Linked DNA regions of Mus musculus: region 1 is linked to region 2. The links are chromatin contacts, found by Hi-C or POLR2A ChIA-PET in ENCODE. All regions are on one chromosome and are shown on one strand. The core of a region is the stretch at or near the end of the contact, and the rest is flanking DNA. Distances in the headings are between cores, read along the strand shown.

Region 1 (6,507 bases), core at 449-2,948, 43 kb after region 2:
CATGAAGGATGACAACGCACACTACTGCCCTGCCGTGACGGTATTTTAGGTTACCAAGTGTAACATAAGACTCCTGACCCAATTTCCACACAATTTGTTGGTCCAGCCCATAACTACTTTACAGTGCGGTTGGTAATTACATTACTGTGCTGTGTGGTCATTACGTCATCAGCTGGGAGAGGTAAAGCCCACCAGGCACTGTGTTCTTTTCCGGTTTGCTTTTCCTGAGTGACTGAAGAACCCAGACCACCTACTCACCTGGCTGTGAGCTAGCTAACTTAAGTGAAGGCGCTAAGGGCCTAAGACCCAGATTTAGGCCAAAGTCGCTCAAAATTCCTTTCCCCAAGTTTAAGTTTTCCAATGGCCTGGATCTCTTAGGGCTTAAGCAGTTTCCACTTCATGAAACGTTCTCTGTTCTAGTCAAGTACAACTCCCAGAGATTCATCCCCTACTTTTTTATCTTAGCAGATCTCTGAAGCACCTTGGAAGAGTCAGTCTCTCAGTCTCTCTCTGTCTCTCTCTCTCTGTCTCTGTCTCTCTTTCACACACACACACACACACACACACACACACACACACACGCCACGAACACACGAGCGTCCAGGGCATCACAACTTTGCCCCTCTTGACTGCCGGCAGACTTACTTAAGGAAGTATCTCTGGCCAGTGGCCGTGAAGGTCATCTCCCACCCGGGGGGCAACGGCAGCTCGTCGGTCACGTCATAGGACTGCTGGCGGAGATGTGCATGCTGCTGTGCAGGGCCTCCAGCGGCTCCCGCACCGGTGCCCAGCTGCAGGGATGCGGGCGACGAGTGCGAGCGGACGTGCTGCGCGCCGCCAGCTAGTCGAGGCCCCGGGTGGCCGCCTGATGAGTCTGTGCTGGATTGGCGCGAGTGCGAGCCGGAATCGGGCTCCTTAAAGAAGGACTCCGGGAGGATCTTTTTCCGCCATGAGCTGGGCTTGGGGTTCATGACAGAGTTGAAGAGGGCTTCGAGGTCGGTGTCCAGGTCCTGCGTGACGTGGATGACTTGCTGCCCTGGCGGCGGGAGCGGATGGGGCACCGAGGACGGATTCATCTTTCTACAAGAAAAAAGAAAGATCAGATCAGCCTTTTGGTGCAAGTCAGAGGAGGAGGGGGTAGTCCCGGGGAAGGACAGAGAGAACCTAGAGACAGTTAGGTATGGGTCCAGGGACCAGCCGGTGGGGGAGGGGGCGCCCCTGGCCTCCGAGATTATGCAACTTTCCCGCAACAGAGAAGCTCCCCTGAGCAGGCAGCCGCGGGAGGAAGGGGGGGGGGGGTGCCTGCACCAGACCCAGTCGCAGCTTCCCCTGCCCAATACCCCCACCGGCAACCCCAGGCGTCCCGACTGCGGTCGTCTAAGAGCCGGACGCCACAGAGGGTGCGGGGCGCGGCGGGAGCTACCTGGGGACTCGGGGAAGCCAAGCCTGGGCGCCTCCCGAACTGACGAGCTGGAACCCGGTCCCGGCTGGCAGATCCCGAGCGGATTCCCAGCAGCCGAAGGCTTATCCTCTTACATCCCCGGAACCGGCCTCGGGCGCTCCCACTGCGCGAGGAGGCGACAGAGAAGACGTAGACGAGCGCAGCCGCCGCGGCTCCCGGACTGTCCCATAAACAAAGTTTGAAGCAAACTCCCACCCTTAGGAAAGAGGCGGGCCGAAAGTGGAGCTGTTGAATTATGCATGACCTCCTGGCCGGAGCCAGCCTGCCCCACGCCCCTCCTCTTCCTCCTCCTCCCACCCTAGCCCGGCTGGCGGGGGTGGGCTGGGCACTTCGCAGCTCGGGAGAGACCGTGCCCCCGCCCCGCCGCGCCGCTCCGACCTCTCCCGCCGAGCGCCTATCTGCATTCCTTTGAGTTTACCACTGACTTGGGGCGGGATCAAAGAGAAAATGGTTCAAGCCTGTTAAATCAAGGGGTTATGGACAAAAACCAAATCGGAGAATAACGGAGGGCCCTCGGTTGAGGGTCCAAGGCCCAGAATGAGTCTGTCCTGAGCGCTTGCCCTCGTCTTAAGGGGAGCGCCCAGCACCCGGAATGTGGCACGGGGCGCGGATCTGCCAGAGGTCGGACCGGGGCGCACCCTGGCTCAGGGAGACACCCGCGAGGCCAGACTTTCCACGGAAGGCTGCTTAACGCTTGTGACCATATTTGGTCTGCTGGGGAGACAACTTGGCTGTTTGGCTTTCAGTTGTCTGCGAGACGGTTTCCCAAAAAGTGCCGCTGTTGCTGAAGATGCGGCTTCACCGAGGAGTCGATTGTAAACTACCAACTTTCAAGCCTTTCATCAATCCTTAGAAGGCCGAGACAAAGCTGCGTTCTAGAAGGCCAAGCAATTGCGCCCCCTTCCCTCCTCCCGCGGCGTTTGCGAGGGTAGTGGGAGGATTGGAATGTCCCTGGGTCGCTCTAGGGAGCCTGGAACTGGAATGGAACAGGGGCAGGTGGCTAGGATAGAGAGGGTGTGCCAGTGACCCGGAAAAAGCCACACAGCCTCCCACCCGACTGGACATGGGCCAGAGGTGGAGACCCCAGCCTTTGGAGAGAGGAGGTCTGGCCTGGTAAGACAGCTGCCGGGAAGAGGGAGGAGGCCTTGCCCTTCCCACTGCCAGCTGCTCAACTATTCCTTCTCTCCAAGAAAGGGTGGCTGCTTTTTAAGTTACATTCCAGAAAGCCCCTACCCGACCCACAGATTCTAATAGACAAGTTTATTAGATAGGTTAAATGAGGCAATACACGCAAAGCACTTTGCTTAGCCAAGGCTGCATGGAAGTTTGTCAGCAGAATTGTATCAAATGCAGGCACTGTGCCTCACCATATTAAAGAGAGACATAAAAGTCAAAATTAAATCCACAGTTGACAGTGCTACAGGAAAATGAAGACAACTGTGACCTAACAGCAAGGTGAAGGGACAAATGCAAGCCACTCCATCATTTTTACTTTAAGACAGAAGAGAGAACAAAACTGTGGCTCAGCTGGAAAAGATCCTTTCAGGCAATTCTGACAACCTGAGTTCGAATCCCACACACTACATGGTAGAAGGAGAGAACCAACTCTAGCCCCCACATGAGCCCCCAACACATTTTTTTTTAATTTTGAGACCATCTTTGATTAGCTGTGTCCTATCCCAGTACCCATACATGAGCTGTGACTCCAGGTCCCTTACAGACTTTTCCCAAAATGGCAAGTGGTCTTATACTAAGGCCTCTTGAACTTTTTCAATCATGACCCCTTTTTGCCTGAAAAACTATCTATCTGACCCTAATCTATATTTGTATAAAATAGGTAAGAATCAAACATTTACTGATAATCATAAATTGATTTTAAAATAATTCATTCCTGGGCATATATAAAATTTTGCCGTTCATTAAAGATAATAAGATATGCTTTGGGCTAGGACTATAGTTCAGTGGCAGAGCACTTGCCTGGGATCATTCCCTAGTAATAATAAGTGCTAAACAAATGTGATGGTTCCCATATACAGAATTAAACCCTGACTCTTTTTTTTTTTCTTTTTTTTTTTTTTTTTTTTTTTTTTTTTTTTGGTTTTTCGAGGCAGGGTTTCTCTGTGTAGCCTTGGCTGTCCTGGAACTCACTTTGTAGACCTGGCTGGCCTCAAACTCAGAGATCCACCTGTCTCTGCCTCCCAAGTGCTGGGATTAAACGTGTGCTCCACCACGCCCGGCTAATCCTGACTCTTTGATACTACAGGACATAGGGTGCCTTCAACATTTTTCACCTTTTTTATTTTATAATTGCTAGTCCTGAGACTGGTGTTGTACAAAATGGCAGAAGTATGTTTAGGGCCATCTCAGAAACTATTGGAAGTTCTGTCCTAGGTCCAAGCCAATATTTCATTTAATGATTTTTTTTTTTTTGTAATGAAAGTCAAGTCAGCAACTCAGTCATTTCCAACATCAAACATCCTAACCAAAATATATGTTAATGTATACATACTGAGGAATGAAGGTAGAAAAATATTGTCTATTTTCCATAATTAAATCATTTTCTGTAAAAGCACAGTGCTGTATGCCCAGTAAGACCACAATTCAAATCTGAGCAGTACTATTTCAGGCAGCTCTCCTTGGTGTTGTGTAGTGTGCCCAGAACAAAGTACACATGTTAAACATGTATGTTCAGAACCAAGAGTACAGTGAAGTCTCAAGATGCCACACAAACAAGTATTACCAACGATGAAAATCATGTTTGATTTTGAATTAATTTTTGGTTCTGTGCATGTAATCTAAAAACTATTTTTCTTGAGACAGGGTTTCTCTATAGCCCTGGCTATGTCCTGGAACTCAGTGATCTGCCTGCTTCTGCCTCTCACAGTTGCCAAATCTTTCACGACCCCTGCTCCACAATAAATTACACAACCCATGTGAGTTCACAACCCAGAGTTTAAGAGGATCTGCTTCAAACAGAGAAAGGCACCTGGATCACCTACCAAGATAAGCAGGGCTGGTTGCTTCCAGTAATCTGAAACTGCTGATTCCAGAAACAAGTCCTCTCTTCAAAGGACAGAGAGAAAGGGGGAACGAACGCTGCTGAGGCTCCTTGCCTTGGAAACAGAATCTTTGCAAGAGGGAGGGAATGAACTGTGGAGCTGGAGGAAGCAAAGTGCCTGGGATGGAAAGGTTACCAATTCAGAAGCTGCTGTGCTGCTGTGAGGATGTCCAAGGCCAGTCCCATTCCAGGAAGGTTCTTATCTCAAAGAGGTGAATAGGGCTTGAGATCAGATAAATAAGGATGCAGTCTTTATTCCTTGCTAAGTCTCAAACAGCAGTGAACCCAGGCGTAAGTTAGAAATCGTTGCTAACTCAAAAACTTCCCATTCCTAAACACATGCAATCAATCATTCATCATAGGGCAGGCACACTGGCATACATTTGTAGTCTAAGGCTGAGGCAGAAGAATCTATCACTTGAGCCTAGTAGTTCCAGGCCAGACTGCATAGCATAAGGAGACCTTGTCTTAATAAATAAATAACCTGATAGTATATGCATCAATGAAATATGCTGCTATCCCAATCTTTCCAACAATAATAACTTAAACGACAGCTATCTTAACTATCAGGTCCAGGTACTGGCGTACCAGGTGTGCTGCTGGCAAACCTGTGTTGGATTTTTTTTTTAAATTGATTCTTGATCTGGAAAAGCCAATTTCACTGCAGGCAAAACTAACCCTAAACTGGTGGTCCTAGGTGCTATAAGATACCAGTGTTCTTCAGTTCCTACCTTGAGTTCCTGCTGTATCTTCTCAAGATGATGGGAAGCTGTAAAATGAAATAAGCTCTTTCCTCCCCAAGTTGACTTGAGTCATAGTGTTTTATCACAACAACAGAAAACTTAACTAAGTTTAAGTATGACTCCTTTGCTTTGGTGTAGTAGTGACCACCTTTAATCTCAGCATTTTGGGACAGAAGCAGGTAAATTTACAGAGTAAATTCAAGGCCAGCCTGGTCTACATAGTGAGTTCCAGGATAGCTAATGATACATAACGACACTGTCTCAAAAGAAAAAAAAAAAGTATAATTCTTCAGTCACCCTAGTCACTTCAGACACTCAAGCACTCTAGTTCTTTGCTTTCTCTTTGTAATTTCAGGAAAATAGTACTATACCAACTTTGCAAAATCCCACATTTAGGGCCAGGAATGGAACAAGAACAAGCCAGCTTAATCCATGCATGGATGGGAGAAGGGTCCATGAAGCCTTATGCTAGCTGAGAAACTATTGGGAGTTGGTGGCTGCTGGGGGAGAAAGAGCCAGTTTTCTTCATGGATGTGTAGCCTAAGAGGCTGTACTGAATGACCCTACACCCATGTATGTACAGGCAGCATCAGGTAGAATTAGTCAGCTTAAAAGAAGACTCATGGGGCTGGAGAGATGGCTCAGCGGTTAAGAGCACTGACTGCTCTTCTAAAGGTCCTGAGTTCAAATCCCAACAACCACATGGTGGATTATAATTATCTGTAATGGGATCCGATGCCCTCTTCTGGTGTGTCTGGAGAGAGCAATGGTGTACTCATATACATTAAATAAATAAATAAATAAATAAATAAATAAATAAATAAATCTCTTAAAAGAAGATGAATGGAAAGGAGGGGAAAAGTGGAGAAGAGGGATTGGAGGTGATTTGATCAAAACATTATATATAAGTATGAAATTCTCAAATAACAAAAATGAGCCAATCATGAAGGTGTACTTCAGTTTGTAGAATACTTCCCTCCACCTCAATACCCTATTAGCAGATAAAACCTGGCCTCGTAGGACAGAACTGTAGTCCTGAAACTGGCGAGATGGAGGCAGGAAAATCAGAATATGATGGTCCCCTTGAGCTATGGTGTGACTTGCTTGGGCCACACGAAACTCTGTCTAAAAATAAAAGAGATCCTGCGGGAACAGTGACTCACCCCCTAGCCCTAGCACCTCAGAGCCCGAGGCAGCGGATTGCCAAAACTTCTAGACTAGCCTGGGCTACAGAACAAGACAAC
Region 2 (5,921 bases), core at 842-3,341:
AGGAAATCCCACCACCAGACAGACACTGTCTGCAAATGGCTGGGAAGTATGGTCTGGTGCCATCAAAAACAAATGAAAAGCAGGATTTGGTTAAGTATTTGCCCAGGGAAAAACCTTACCAAAATAAAGGAAAAGTGTCCACTGGCTGCCAACTGAACTCAGTTGAAAAGAAGGGTCTGTCCATTATAGCCAATCCTCCAACTATTTAAACAGTGTTGGGTGGAAAGAAGACTTAAAATTCTGCCAACTCTGTCAGTGTACTGACTTCCTGAATAAAAAATACTCAACACTATCATTAAAAGGTAAAACATGCCAAGATAATGTGTGTATTCTGGAGAGATACAAGAAATTACAACAGGGATGCTTCATTTTGTTTAAAAACATCAAATTTTCCAGCGTTGGGACAATGAAAAGGCAACAAACTCTATACTGCATGGTAATAAAACCGGCAAGGGATAACACTTTCAAACACTAATATTGCTACCAAAGAGCAATAGCAATAACTAAGATTTCAGACATACCATAGTCTCCTAGGCAAATATAACTGGGTACCGTAAGCAAAGTGCTTAGAGCCTTATAAGCCTATCATCAGCTAAGTCGACAAAATCAAAAGGGAAACAAGGAGCCTGCCAAGCCTATACTAAAACAACTATGCCTTCTCTATCCTTCTCAGCCAGCCAAAACTGGGGTCCCAGGCCCCTTAGATTTGACACTTAACTTACTTGAATGAGAACAGTAAAATGGACACAGGCCTGATACTCTCCCTCACTTCTTGGTTGAAATAAGGCCAATTGTTCTCAAGATGGGTCTCACTGGGGTTACTTATTTGATAACAATGATATCTCAATAACATATTGCTACAAGTCATGAAACTACCTATTTGAACTTTAATTGTAGGCATGCATAGTCAAGGGACATCAGGATACACACAGGGATATAGTCACAAGTTTGTGCTATTCATATGTCTGGGTAACATCTGCGAGACACAGACTACAGAATTGGTTTCCAGAAGCTGATAACTGATTTAAAAAAAAAAAAATGAATAATTTGGCACTTTCTACAAGAGCTGTGGCCTGCCTAAGTAATTATGACATTTACACAACATTTTTTTTAAAGGCGGAGTCTTAGGTGGCTCAGCCTGGACTAGAATTCACCTTAAGCTCTGCTTGCTACCTCCAGCCTCCAGGGTTACAGATTATAGACATGCACTTCCAAAACCCAGCTATAGCTTCTATGTTCTATCTCTAGGAATGCTTACCCTTGAAGCCCAGCCACCATGCCATAATGGAGCTCAAGCAATCAGAGAGAAGCCCAGAAAAGAAGAAACCAATGAACCCAGTTAGCAGCCACTTTGAAACAGATACTGCTGCCACTCCAAAGATACTGTGTGGAGCAACACATGGATAAATCTATACAAATGCAAGAACCTATACAAATGACAGACTTGTGAGAGCAGACTAACGTCATTTTAAAACCAACACCCCAGTCCTTAGTATCTCAGAACACAGAACAACGCTCAGGTTCTAATGAAGCAATATTCCTACATTCAAAAATACACAAATGTTAAGAAGTGGGTACTATTTCAAAAGAAACAACACAAATGACCCATCATGACCTAAAGTGGAAACTTAAGGGTTCTTTGAAGAGTCGGTTGTATTGGATGGTGTTTTGCCGAAGCAAACACATAAGAGTGTTTTCTTGAAGTGGACACAGTTGAAAGACTAAGGCAGATTCCTGAAGGAACACAGAAGCAGACACAGGAGAGAGGATGCTATGCTAAAGCAAGCACATGAAAGGACACGTGATGAAGGATTCTTTGCTAACAACTCGAATGCACTGGTCCACCTTACATTTCGTAATTAAGCTGCATTTGTCTGGACTCGGAGGACTCAGGCTGATTGGATGCACATGCTGAGGAAAGACACAAAATGTTTGGAGGGTATAAATGAGACCCCACAGAGTGATGGAGTGACAGAGACAGAGTGTGGCTTGCTGGTACAGCTAGCTGTGCAACGCTTGTGGGTCTCGAGTCTTCGCTGATCTTAGCTTCCCTGAACGAGGCACAGCTGAGAACTTCTCCTGGTGTTCCTGTTGGTCCCTCCTACTGACTGGAGCCAAGGCTAAGGCCTGGCTGTCTCTGCTAGGTCTTATCACTGCTGTTGTTGCTAAGCCAACTCTACCAAACAGAACTACTGGTGTATCCATGAAGTGTTTGCGAGTGGATCGAGCTGCTGTGGCTGCTACCTACTAACCTATGAACTGAACTGCTGATTTGTAGACAACACAAACAGGAGTTGCTCCAAAGAACCATTTCTAAACAAGCCCACTTCCCTGTATCCTTTCTTTTCCACTACCTCTGGTGGGTCGTGGACCACAAGGGAGGTTAAAGCGTTTAAGCACTATCATTATAAATAAGGTTTGAAAAAAATTCAAGTTACAATGACCAGTTCCCCTTTTCTTGAGACTGTATGATCACATACTCCTCAAAGCTTTCCAGTAGCTAATACCTAGTTTTTCTTGAGTTCACCGTCAGCCCAAATACTCCCAAAACTAATATGTTCCAAATCTCCATCCTTTAATATCCTGTAAACAAAACTGCAAGTACCATAGATTCTGACTTAAAATACTGGGCTTAAAAAAAAATTATTAGATCTATTTCTCGCATCAAGTAGTTTAGGGGAGGGGACAAAGTAACAACAAAGCCTTCTCAGAGGAGGAGGGGTGGGGAAATGTCTCCACAGAGCTGTGAGAGAAGCTCTGGTACACTGAAGGCAGAGTTCAGTAGAAAGTTTCATCATTTTTATCGTCCACCATCGCGTAAGAGGACATTTAGAATCCTCTGTGTGCTCCGAGTGAGCATTCACAAGTCTTTCAGCTCTTTCGGAGCAAGCTAAGTACTCGGAGGAAAGAACAGCTAAGGCTCCAAGAACAGAGGCAATCTGATGCATTCTTCTGCCAGTTTTCCTTTCAGCCTCAGTCTGGAGACATTTTGAAATGCCAGCAGTCAGACTGGGTCATAAGTGATTAGAGACGTTACATCAGAAAGCGGAAGCCCTCGATAGGAACTGAAATAAGAACATTAGCATAAAGCAGGTTTATTTTAGACAGGGTCTCAATGTGTAGCCTTGGCTGGCCTTGAACTCGCTATGTAAACCAGGGCTGCCCTTGAACTTAGAGATCCACCTGCTTCTGCCTCCATAGCTGCCATTAAACAACTCTGAAGGGATCACTAAATCCTTCAGGTGGCTAATCAGCTCACCACTGTTAAAGGTAACGGGGCCAGTGCTCAAGGATTTTTTTATAAGAAAAGCTAGATTTTTAAAGCCAAAACTAACCAGGCTCCTTTCTACTCTGGACGGCACATGTAAAAATCTACCTATAGCCTTCAAAACATACTAACTTTGGGCTAAAGTTTTAAAAGTTGGTTAAGAACCCATGAGGGCATATGAAGCTTTCCTGGGAAGGAGTGGGTTACCAGCAGCCAGTCTCCCTTTGTCTCTACCCACCCTGGACTATAAGCACGTCTCCTCACTCGGGCCCTCTGGCTTCCCACCAAGTCCTTGGGAACCAATTTACTAAGTCAGTCAAGAAACCAGCTTCTATGAAGTAATAAAGGAACATGGAGTTCATGACTGAAATCAAGCTGGGCCGAGACATAAAGGGGCTTTTGTTAATAACTGTACAAGGGAACACACATGAAGAGACGCTTCACAAGGAATTCTGACGTCATAATTAAGATTTATGAAGAATTGTCAGCGAATGTCTCAAACACAAGGGGAAGTTCACATGAAAATACTGCTTTATAATTTCTTTAGCTAAAATATAATTCAAAGGACAGTTACTTCCTAATAATGCTAATAATTATAAGGCAGGGGGGTTCTCCCCCTCCTTCCCATAATTATATTCCCTTCCCAATCCCCATTCCATTTCAGTCTCTGGAAACTCTGAAGTAGAGCCATGAACCACCCCACTGACAAAATCATGAAAGCAATGACATTTTTCTATTCCGCACAGAAAGTTTTTGTGTTACACGGTTTTCATTGTTCACGTCCTTACTGATGCAGAAAATCAACTGACATTTTTCTCCTAATAATGATTGGATTATGAGATAATGTCAGTGGGGAAAGAAATGCTGTTGTGGTAACAATACTTCTGTGGTGTTAGTAAATGTCACATACAAGAAGTCAGCCGAGAGGCTGCACAGATCTGTGACACACACGCATTCTCTATATCCAAGGTCAGGGATGGGATACTGCTACGGCTACAGGCTTTAGGGCGCATCCACAACACACTATGAGTTGGAGAACATACTCAAAGAGCAGAAGACTTCCATACTTTATAAGCAGCAATAGTACTACTGACAGTGATATATGTAAAATATTCGCACTTTATAACATGAAACCCATTTGTTTTAGATCCTCCTAATCTTTGTTCCACGTTCTAGTACTACTGTCCTGCTTTATAGGTGAAGAAATTTGAGTCTCAGAAGCTCTGTAATTTGCCTAAAATTGTTGCCAGACCAAGACTGGAGCCTAACTCCCTGCGATATAGGGCCTGCTCCCTGAAGCTCACAACGTGCAGTTCTCACCCCCATCCCACACACACTACACAGGTTCTTAAGGGCCTCACAAGAGTTTGTAGGGCGCCTAAACTAGCTTTGATCACTCCTCATCGTAAGAGGGCCTCCTCAACTGAAAGAGAGACCAATTTCAGGAAACCCAAATATTTGCAGGACGTGTTCGCCTCGAGTTCTATTTCAATGTTCTGCTGTCATTTGGAGAATGCAGGAAATGAAGGAAAGAGGTCAGAGACAGAGCCCCTGGACTTCCAGGAGGGCCAGGTGTTCCCAATACCACAGCTGCTGCCACAAGGCTGCCTTAATCCCAGCCCCTAGCCCAGCCCCATTCCTCCCGGCCCACATGACGACCAGCTGCTCACTGTTTCTCCATTGAGCGTTGGGTGCTGATGTCAGGCCCGCCCAGGGCTCCTATCCTTGAGCCCTCAAGTCCTGTCCTTCCTGTTGAAGGGTTACTGACCCGTCTTCACACCCTCCTCCAATCACACACTGTGGCAAACCAGAGAGCAAGGCAGGATAGGTGCCAGGAGAAACCAAGCCTAACCAGAAAACAAAAGCATTATATTTCTACATTCTCCTTCATAGAGCCAAGAGGCAGGAGTGTCTATGGACACGTGAGTGGTGGCTTTTTAAGCCTGTCCACTAAAGAAGGGAAGAGGAGCTGAAGAGACAGGAATGAGCCCTGAGAAGGCCCAGTGTGCAAGGACTATGCAGAGTAGAGAAGGAAAACTAAGTTCAGTATGCCTGAGGAATAGCTTAGTCACACCAGATGGCCTTCTGAGCAAGCACCAGAAGATACATGGTCTTCATCCTAAATGCCAAATAAGTGCTTTCAATCACATTTAAATCATAAGCACAATAGTAGGACATCCATCCTACTAGAAAACATTCTTGTCACAGCATGACAATAAAAAAAAAGTCAAAGAAAAATAAGACCACTCACGGGAGAGCGGCCAGTGAAAGAAAGACTGTAATGGTCCAATCAAAGACAGTGATGAGCTAGACCTAGGCCAAGAAACATGAAAGGTACACCAGGAATTTAAAGGGCCAATGGACAATGAGGAAGAAAGTATGTGTGAGGTCCCAGCTTGAGGAAAATTTACTGAACCACAGCACAGCTCCTTTAAGGGGACATACCCAAAGGCCAATAGATAGCAGGAGCTAGCACTCAAAGATTTAAGCTCCAGGTTTAGACCAGAAGCATGTCTGAGTAGAGTTGCTGAGTTATTGAAATGTGGCTGTACGTTACACATATACACACACACCCCAAACCCTAGCCACTCCCATAAGCCACTAACAGTTCCCACTCTGAATTTTGGTGACCCTAAAAGCCTGTTCACTGAAG

What was found. A loop is a pair of places that touch in the nucleus more often than their neighbours do. ChIA-PET counts read pairs that join two places held with the same protein, here RNA polymerase II (POLR2A).
Region 1: a loop to region 2 is called in a map of heart, with 2.3 times the contacts of the local background. The contact joins the promoter of Wwtr1 here to the enhancer-like site in region 2. A Hi-C loop is called at or near these places in 5 of 37 maps with a recorded cell type or tissue (all heart). POLR2A ChIA-PET finds 5 or more read pairs at or near these places in 4 of 5 experiments (Patski and embryonic stem cell).

What each region holds. Positions count from the first base shown.
Region 1 is chr3:57,574,178-57,580,684 of GRCm38, forward strand. Wwtr1 (WW domain containing transcription regulator 1) reads right to left here and starts at 1,699. Exons shown (of 7, transcript NM_133784.3): 1 at 1,424-1,699; 2 at 646-1,080. The coding sequence starts at 1,076.
Region 2 is chr3:57,531,065-57,536,985 of GRCm38, forward strand. The region is part of intron 2 of Wwtr1 (WW domain containing transcription regulator 1); the gene reads right to left. Among named protein-coding and RNA genes, the nearest start is that of Wwtr1, 42 kb to the right of the region's middle. Within about 2 kb of position 2,092, at least 1 of the 3 ENCODE cell types and tissues checked has a DNase peak (open chromatin) inside an H3K27ac peak, as active enhancers do; it is heart, where a contact is called at or near this core.